2 separate regions of the Homo sapiens genome follow, and region 2 is linked to region 1. A link is a loop called in an ENCODE intact Hi-C map of the cell type or tissue named here. Cell type or tissue: Calu3. All regions are shown on one strand.

The links. Peaks named below come from ENCODE experiments on the same cell type or tissue, not always from the same donor. Only the 100,000 strongest peaks of a DNase experiment are listed, where the experiment ranks them.
Region 2: a loop joins it to region 1, with 2.3 times the contacts of the local background. A loop is called at or near these places in 2 of 110 quality-filtered maps.

Annotation. Positions count from the first base shown.
Region 1 is chr18:44,077,595-44,082,594 of GRCh38, forward strand. No RefSeq gene overlaps it. Among named protein-coding and RNA genes, the nearest start is that of LINC01478, 450 kb to the right of the region's middle. In Calu3, no CTCF peak of the experiment used is centred here; a DNase peak (open chromatin) is centred at 2,227.
Region 2 is chr18:43,960,222-43,965,221 of GRCh38, forward strand. No RefSeq gene overlaps it. Among named protein-coding and RNA genes, the nearest start is that of LINC01478, 570 kb to the right of the region's middle. In Calu3, no CTCF peak of the experiment used is centred here; no DNase peak of the experiment used is centred here.

The DNA.
Region 1 (5,000 bases):
TAATCAGTACATAAAACCTGTAAGAAAGGTAAGAATATCTGTTTGAAAAGAAAAATGTGTGGCTAAGTAAGTTGAGTTTCTGATATTCTTACAATTGGATCCATTTGGCTGAATTGAAACACTTCGTATTTTTTTACTCCATCTAATGAGTTCTTCATTGTTAGTGCAAACATCTTTCTTGTCACAAAACTCTAAATTCTTAAAGAAATACATCTTTTATGACCCTCGGCCTCTAAACAGTAATATTTATAGAGTATTTTCTCTTAAAACAAATGCTTGAACTGATTAAAGGGAGATGAATTCCTAGCACATCAGGTGAGAACATCCAGTAAAAGATTTAAATTCCTTTATAAATCTGAACAGAGTTAGTGGGGGCTGGGGGATGTGGGTTTAGATATAGAATTACATTTTGAATTTGAGTCAATGTTAAAATTCCATTCTAATTATGCTTGGAGTCATACCTACTGAAGGTTACAACTTTCCTTTAACAACAAGGAAATCCTTTGTCTTTTCTACAGGTTCACAGAGTATAGTGTTTTAGCTCTCACATTATCTCACTGCTTCACTAGAATTTCAAATACTTGATTCTCCTTAGAAACAAATGTCATGGTATTAACTGTATATATTAATAATAATACATAATATATAATACAATTTTTGAAGCATCACAACTTCCAAATAGCATACTAAAACTCATGTCCAAAATATGTTAACCATATATATATATACACACACATATAGTTTTATATATATATATGTGTGTATATATATACATATATATATATATACACACATACACACACAAACACACACACTTATGTAGTGTTCCCTCATTATCCATCCATGGGTCATACTTTCCAAGACCTCCAGTAGATGCCTGAAACCAGGGATAGTACTGAACCCTGTATATATCCTATACTATATATGTGTATATATATACTATATACTACATGTGTGTATATATATACTATATAATATATATGTGTGTATATATACTGTATACTATATATGTGTATATATACACTATATAGACTATATATGTATGTATATATGTATATATGTATATACTATACAGTATATACAGTATATATACTATATACAGTATGCTGTATATAGTATATATACTATATACAGCATGCTGTATATAGTATATATACAGTATATATACTATATACAGTATATGTATACAGTATACAGTATACTGTATATATACTATACATTATATACCATAGTATATACTATATATACTATACATTATAAATAGTACATATAATGTATACTATATAGTGTATATATACCATATACTATATAGTGTATATATACCATATACTATATAGTGTATAAATACTGTATATACTATATAGTATATATAGTATATACTATACTATATAGTGAATATATAGTATATACTATACTATATATACACTATATAGTACTATATATACTATATATACACTATATAGTATATATATTCTATATATACTGTATATAGTGTATATATACTATATACACTATATAGTATATATACACTATATACAGTATATATACTATAAATACTATATATACATTATACTGTATACAGTATATACTATATAGTATAATGTATATACAGTATAGTATATAGTATACTATATACTATACTATATATAGTATATATACTATATATGCTATACATTATATACTATAGTATATACTATATATGCTATACATTATATACTATAGTATATACTATATATGCTATACATTATATACTATAGTATATACTATATATGCTATACATTATATACTATAGTATATACTATATATACTATACATTATATATAGTATATATATACTGTATACTTGTATACTATATAAGTATGGCTCTGTAAACAATAAATTTTTTTTTCTGTCATCTCTTCTGTTTTTTTACATAAAATAAGTCTGAGCTACATTTTCCAGGTCCAATATATGTCCTTTAGGGTTTGTCTGGGGTCTGGGTTTCTTCTAAGTGTGATATAGTCAGTCCTAAGTCCTCAATGTCCAAATGAGTGCTCAAGTTCCAGCCTGAGATCTGAGTTTTCACCCAGAAGGATGAAGAAAGGATCAATAATGTCATGTAAAGTAATCCAGTTGTATTTTAATGTGGTTTCTTAGAAGTTTTCTATACAATCTTTCTGCTTACACTGACTCATCACTTTGCTATCCTATTTGCAAGGGACGTGAATAATACAGTCTTTATTCCAGGAGGCCACATGTCCAGCTCAATTCTGGCAATCTATTACTAAAGAAGGAGAAAGGAGATAAGAGAGTAGATGACTTGCAGTTTCAACTACACAAGTAAATCCAAGGCCTGGACAGATAATAAGGTGTAACTTCCACATTTTAGAGCTATAATTCTATAATCTTTGTCTATACAAACATATAAAAAATCTTCACCATATGCACATGCACACATATATTTAACCTGCCTGTCAAATTTGTGAATATGAAAATCTAGCATAAAAACATAATCTTTTTGATATGCATAGCTTTTTAAAAATAACATTTCCATGAGGCATCAAAGCTTTAATATCTACAACATTCCTAAATAGGGAAAAAAAATTACACATACCACAGAGCTCAGAACCTGCTATCAATTCCATTCACAGTGGCAGAATGGCTTTAATAGCAAAGACATTTATGAGTCATAAATTACCATTTATAAATGCAGTGTTTAGTGTTCATTTCAATGGACGACATATGGTCTCAACATTTCCAAATAGCTTGAACTGATAAATAGGCCACCAAAGTGGTTCAATTTGTTAAAATGCTAACACATTAACTCCTGCAGAAGTTGGGCTGCAGGTTTGCATCTGAAATGCTGAGCACTGACTTTGAGATTGCAAGATGCTACCTTTGGAAACTTGGCCAGGATTTATGAAGAGGATCTCACAGTCCATTTCTCATCATGATTTATATGATTTCTTGCAGGGAGACTTAGTGATCCATTGAGAATAACCCAACTCATTTGCCTTCATATTTCAGAATGAGACTGCCCATAACACCAACAATGCCCTACTGTTTTAATTGAACTATATCTGAGTTATATCTAGTGGACATAATTGGGGAACAGAATGTTCCAATATATTTTAGTACAAATTACTGGAATTATTTGGCTCTTCCAAGGGGAAAGGAAAGAACCAGAAGGAAGATGTCTTACTTATAGTTAGCACATTTATATTAAAAATGAATTTAAAGGGTCCAATATGTGAGGAGCTTTGAGATTGTCACTTTTTTCCAACAAATATCTGAACAAACTGAAAAACAAAAATCCTCTTGAATCTATTGAAGAACTTAGGTCACAGGGAAAACTGCTGTCTCCAAAACTGGAGAGTCAAATAGACAGATACAGAAATTCAAAACTTTCCAGAATGGAGACCAGCAAGCAGAAGATTCTGAGGGAGCAACTACTGGGATAGGAAAACTAGAACTCTAATTGACAAATTGCTGAAATCTCAGTGCAGAGAAGTCTGAGAATTGTGAAATCCATGGACCCAGGCTTAAGGTAGTACACCCACATGTCTGTGAGTTCTGCCTCAAGGAACTCTACCAGAACTTCAAAGTGAATGCTATAGAAAAATCTCTCTATGCTTCTGGGAGGATAGGGAAAAATTAACTCTTTTGAAATAACTCAGAGAATTATGTTATTCTTAATAAGAACTATCTTTAAGAGAAGTTATTTTACCATTGCCTAACCTATTGGGGTTTTATCAGGATCTGAGTGAATTGAGGGAAGGGAATTACCCAACTCATTTTCCTCTATCCATCCTTGTGGAAGAAAGGAAATGCCCAATTCCAGCCATCTCTAACCATACTGTCCCACCTGAGAGGAAAAAGACTGAAGTATGTGTGAAGTTTACAGTCTGAGCAGTCTCACTCAAACTCTGACATAATCATAGGACTACAGAATGATTCCCTTCTTCTACACCTTACTGCAATATTACTTAAGGCATATATGCTGCAGTTCCTTTTACACACTACATCATGTCTGGTTACCAACAAAAAATTTCAATGCTACTCAAAGGAAAAATAACTCACAGTTTGAAGAGATAGAGCAAGCATTAGAATAGGACTCAAGTATGGAAGGAATGTTGGAATTATCAAATCAGGATATTAAAATAACTGATTAATATGTAATGTTTCTAAAGGAAAAAGTAAACAACATGTAAGAACCAAATAGGTATTAGCGACAGAGAGGAAGAAATCGTAAGAAAGAATCAAGAAGAAATGCTAGAGATCAAAAACACTGTAACAGAAATGAAGAAGGATCTTGAATGGTTCATTAATGACTGGATACAGCTGAGGAAAGAATCTCTGAAATTGAAGATGTCTCAATAGGAATGCCAAACAGGAAAAAGAAAAAAAAAAAGAGAGAGAAAGGATAAAATAGTTAAAATATCCAGGAACCGTGGGACAACTGAAAATGGTGTAACCTACATGTAACGGGAAGACCAGAAAGAAAGGAAAGAGAAAAAGAAACAGAAGAAATAGTTGAAACAGTAATGATTGAGAATTTACCCAAATTAATGTCAGATATCAAATCAAAATTCCAGGAGTCTCGGAAAACACCATGCAAGATAAATGCCAAAATGACAACAACAAAAAACAATCAACCAATCAACCAACCAAGAAACAAAAAAATCCACTTACATATATATTTAAATTCCAAAAAATCAAAAACAAAACCAAAAATACTGAAAAGTCCAAGGGGAGTTGGGAAATATCTTACCTATGCAGTAGCTAAGTTAGAATTGCATCTGCTTTTGCTCAGAAACTATGCAAGCAAGAAGAGAATGAAGTGAAATATTCTAATTTAAATACATTTTTGCTATTGTCTTGAACAAATTTCTATTTGATCAACTAAGAATAAGAAAAAATTAAAATTTTTTAAAAAGATATAAGTGCAATGAAAGTATATATAAGTATATAAATAAAATGACAGTAATGACACAAGAAATGGGATGGAAGAATTAGAAATA
Region 2 (5,000 bases), 120 kb before region 1:
GTCTGCCTCAGCCTCCCAAAGTGCTGGGATTAGAGGCGTGATCCACCATGCCCAGCCACAGGCTCTTATTTTAAAAGTCTGTTATCAATTCTCTATTTACCTCCAATATAATTTTAAGGCAATATTTAACTACCATCTTTTTCTTTGTTACCTTTGTGAGTGCCATTGATTCTATCTAAAATACCCTTTCTCTTTCTTCACTATATCCTCGGCTCATTTATGTGTTTCAGACCCCCGAGTGATCTAAAGAGCTCTATTAGCAGATGGAATAGACAGGTGAGAAAAGGATTTATCAGTTGTACTCATACATGGCCTCACCAAATTGCACTTCAACCAACCAACTAAACTTTTCATCTGTTTTACATATTGGGTTTCCTTGTAGGAGTTCATTCGAAAAAAGAGTTTTCTACACTTAAAAAAATTCAACACCACTGAGCTTCTCTGCCATCTGTTAGATTTCTGATTATCTTGGATAGTCCACTTGCATAATGAAAATCTAGGGCATGTAAAATATTTTTGGAGATTTTTTTCCACTCATTTATTGGTGAACTTGGAAAACTCAGGAAGAAGGATACATCAATAATTATAATGTCCTATATAAGCGTGTTTTCTAAACCATGATTGGGCAACATTTCTGTAATCATTTCCATTATGTTTGTACATTCGGTAAATGAACTCCGAACCTCTAGGGGTTCTATGGAAATTCAATGAGTCACATAAAGTGGGATAGAAATTTTTAATTTTAAAAGATTTCTCTGGGAAGGGGGTCCATGAGTTTATTACAGTCTCAAAATATTCAAGATAACAAAATGTTTAAGTATTGACCCTGTTCAGGGAAAAATAAAAGGCAAATGAGTAAGAGGAAATTTATCTGCCTTTAAAAATATAAATTCAATATGATAAAAGGCAAGAAAACTACCACAGTAAATTACCACAGAAAATTACCACATAAGGAACTTGAATGCCGTTTAATTGTCCCCCAACAATTTACAATTTCTTTCATCCCATTCTATCCAGTCTTGTTTCATATAAAAGAAAGAATTAAAAACATGAACATATGGTCTATTCTTGCATAAGTTAGTTTAAGATATGGACAAAACTTACTTTGTTAAGCAGTACCTTGGAGGTCAGAGCAAAAAACTTTCTTGATCACTAGCAGGAGGAGATGAGAAAGTATCTGGACGTTTACACTGAGTAAGAGATTCATTGTCTGATATCCCCCAAAATGGATAGATTTCCTATAGATTGATTGCAGATACTTTACAAGTATCAGTAAATATGGAGTTATTTTTAACAAAGACACATAATTGTTAGTTTCATTTGAATGATATCAAAAACAATTAATTTTTATTATGGAAAAGACATCTAAAGCTTTGATTCATCACCAATAGTCTGTTGTGGAAGAAACTACTCTCCATAAAGGGCTAACTCTGTGTGCAATACATTTCTGCCCCCTCTCCCAACTGACTACTATCTACAGCCCATAACTTATGAAACCATTAGTGAACCCCAATTTTCAAAGGGTCTATTATGTTTCCTTTCCAAGGAAATTGGGGTTTTGAAACCTTAAGAATCAATCAATCAACTAATGGTAAGCTCTAAAAATAAAAAGTCACGTTAAGTTTGTGTGTGACTAAGCTCCAGGGCAAACAAAATGCATGAGCAAGTCCCAGAAAGCCCAGGGACTATGAGGAAGTACATGAGAAAATGACCAGAAATGCAAAATACACTTCAATGAGAGACTAAGGAAATACGTGTTGTTCCTACTTTCAATTTCTATATGCCTCGTGATACTTGATTGTTCACAGGATTACCTCCTGAAATCTTTAATTAAGCAACTTTGTACTTGAGTCTTTTTGAATATGTCCAGTTCCTTGCAACCTGTTATGGTCTGAATGTTTGTATGCCTCCAAGTTAATGTTGAAATCCTAACCTCTGAAGTGGTGGTGTTAGGAAAAGTGGGTTTTTTGAGAAGTTATGAAGGCAGAGCCCTCATGAATGGGATTAGTGCCCTTATAAAAGAGACCCCAGAGGGACCCTTCCCTTTCCTCTTCCACATATGAATATGTAGCCAGAAAGCACCATCTATAAGGAATGGGTCCTCACTAGACACCTGATCTGTCCACTCATGGTTTAGAATTTCCCAGCCTGAAGGACTGTGAGAATAAATTTCTCTTGTTTATGAGTTACATTGTCTGTGATATTTTGGTATAGCATCCTGAGTGGGCTATGATACAGCTGAAGACATCAAGACAACTCATGCTTCTTTCCAGCCTTGAGCACTTAACTTGTATGTTGTGAAAAATATATATATAAAATATATGTGTATATTATATATAATATATGTGTGTGTATATATATATGTATGTATATATAATCTAGGGAATTGAGTTATAAGGAACTGTTGTAATAGCTTGGAAAGGAGAATATATATGTACCTTTGATTTCAAATACAAATATACATATACAGATATACACATACATGCTGTATATATGTGTAAACACAAACACATGCATGCACACACATACAAGATATACAAATACAAATTAGGTATTGGATGTGGTGGTCCTGAGAATGCTTCCTACCCCTATGGATCAAAAGAATCCTAAATAATGATACTGCAATCACTACTAAAATTACTACTACTGTTGCTACTACCCATAATACTCCTGCTAGTAAAACACAAAATCATCTTATCTCACAACATTCTGCAATATTTGAGTGCTTTCAAGTCCAGCTCCTCATCTGGGTCCCTTGAAAAGCCAGTGAGGTTAGTGTAGATGACATGTGTATATCCTTTAGACTGGTGAGGAGACTAAGACTAGTAAAATCAAATATTCTGACTTCCTCTCACCTTTTCATCACATCACAGAAATATTTCCATCCAACTTTTCAGCTGAAGTTAACTCTAAATTGAAAAATACTAAAATCCTTTGAAAATTCATTCTTTGATGTGAAGAGACTCAGATGAGAAGATAAAGATGGAATAACCAAAATCCATCTCATTCTTAGAAGTTTCAAAACCCAGTCCCTAGTGCAATGAGGAAGGATGGTAAAGTATTTTAAAAATGCTATCTATTATCTATTTCAGCAGTGATTATCTACTACACACCAGCTGTATGTTCATTATTGTGCTAAGAACTGAAGGTAATACAAGGAATGATAAGCCTGCTTTTGAGGGATTTTCTATAAGTGAACAACAACTAAGAAGCATATTTAAGCTTAGGTTTTGGAGGACTGTGGATAGGAGAGAAATTGATATGGGCATAAAGAGCCAATAAAGGGTGTAACAAAGGTGCGAATGGAATATAACATAAAATACACTATGAGGTATATTTAGACAGAAATGATTTTATTCTCTAAACGTTACTGATTATTGGCTGATTTTGAATACTTATGTCTTAGAAACATGAGTCTAATTATTGAATAGAATATGACTGGGAAAGAAAGATTAGCAAATGCGCAATTAGTGAGAAGATAATTATCAAAAATAATTGAAGCAAACATTTTAAGCCTGTGTTGGAAAACAATGGTAGTGAATAAATAAATAGGGAAAAGCACTAAAATCATATAATTTTTTAGTTAATCACACCTAACAGTTTATGATATACTAGTTCAATAATTTTATAGACAGGAATGGTATCGAATATATCATAGAATGACAGAATTTTGACTTAAATTTTTTGAGACTATGTCACTCATTTCCCTAATTTTAGAAATGTAAAACTGAGGCCACAAATTATAAAGTCGTTTGCACAATATAGCAGAGTTTACCAGCTATTTTGGGACCAGAACCCAGCTATAGTGCCTTCTCTTATGTTTACACTTCTTTTTAAAATTTATGTTGTTCTACATGCATCAGGTTTATTACAGTATATCAAAAGATAAGTTTGGAAGGCATTGTGTTATGCAAAACTCAAACAGCATTATTCTATCTTTCTGTGATTCATCTGCTGAATGATTCCACCTATCCAATCATTATTATAATAGAGACTCTACTACCAGACAAATATTGTGTTGTAATACATTTCTTTCTTTTTCTAACATTTAGCTGATTAAGAAATCATTCTTTCTAGAAAGATGCTCAGTGACATTTGAATATATTAGTTTCCTTGACATTATAATTTGGAAACCAAATAATAGGATCATTAAAAAATGAGTTCAACACTTAAAAGCACCTGCTTTCAAATTTAAGATTATAGAGCTTTGGAATATAGGAGGAAATAAATAGTGCTGCATATATATATAAATAAATAGTGCTAAATAAATAAATAGTGCTGCATATATATGCTGCATTCTATATATACATATATGAAGCACTGTTTATTTACATATATATATGAAGCACTGTTTATTTACATATATATAAATATCTTTCACTCCAAATCAATGGAAACTGAGGACTTCAGGGATATGGCTTAAGATACAGCATTATGGAGGCTATTTGGAGGTTAACACAAGGGGAATTTCAGTGCTTAATGAGATGAGATTAAGAAAGCTAATGTGATATTTTTCATATTTCAATATATCGCAGAGTCATATGGACTATTACAACTACTGCCTGAGGCAACCTGTGAGATATACATCTCATCAGGCTAAAACCATTCTATTGAGGTCACCATGTAAACAGTTAATGATGCAGAAACTCTCTAGGGATTCATTGACTGAGCACATTTAGATGAGTTCTATAGAAGTGTACAATCAGCAGTGGGGGAATTATGTCAATGAAACTTTAAAGGAAGCTGTAGACATTCAAGATTCCCTATATTCAATGAGATGTTCATAATTAATTTCCTTTTTTCTTAGGACATGTAATAGTTTGACTATAACTTTTTATTATATGCATTAAAAGTAAACTGAAAGGTCACACAACATATTAACTTCCCAGTCTGGTTGAATGGAAGAGATTTGAGTTGCCAACTTCTTTTAGATCGGCTGGGCAGTTTCAGGGAATTGGTTCCTGTTTAATTCTACAATACACACATAATGAACAATCATT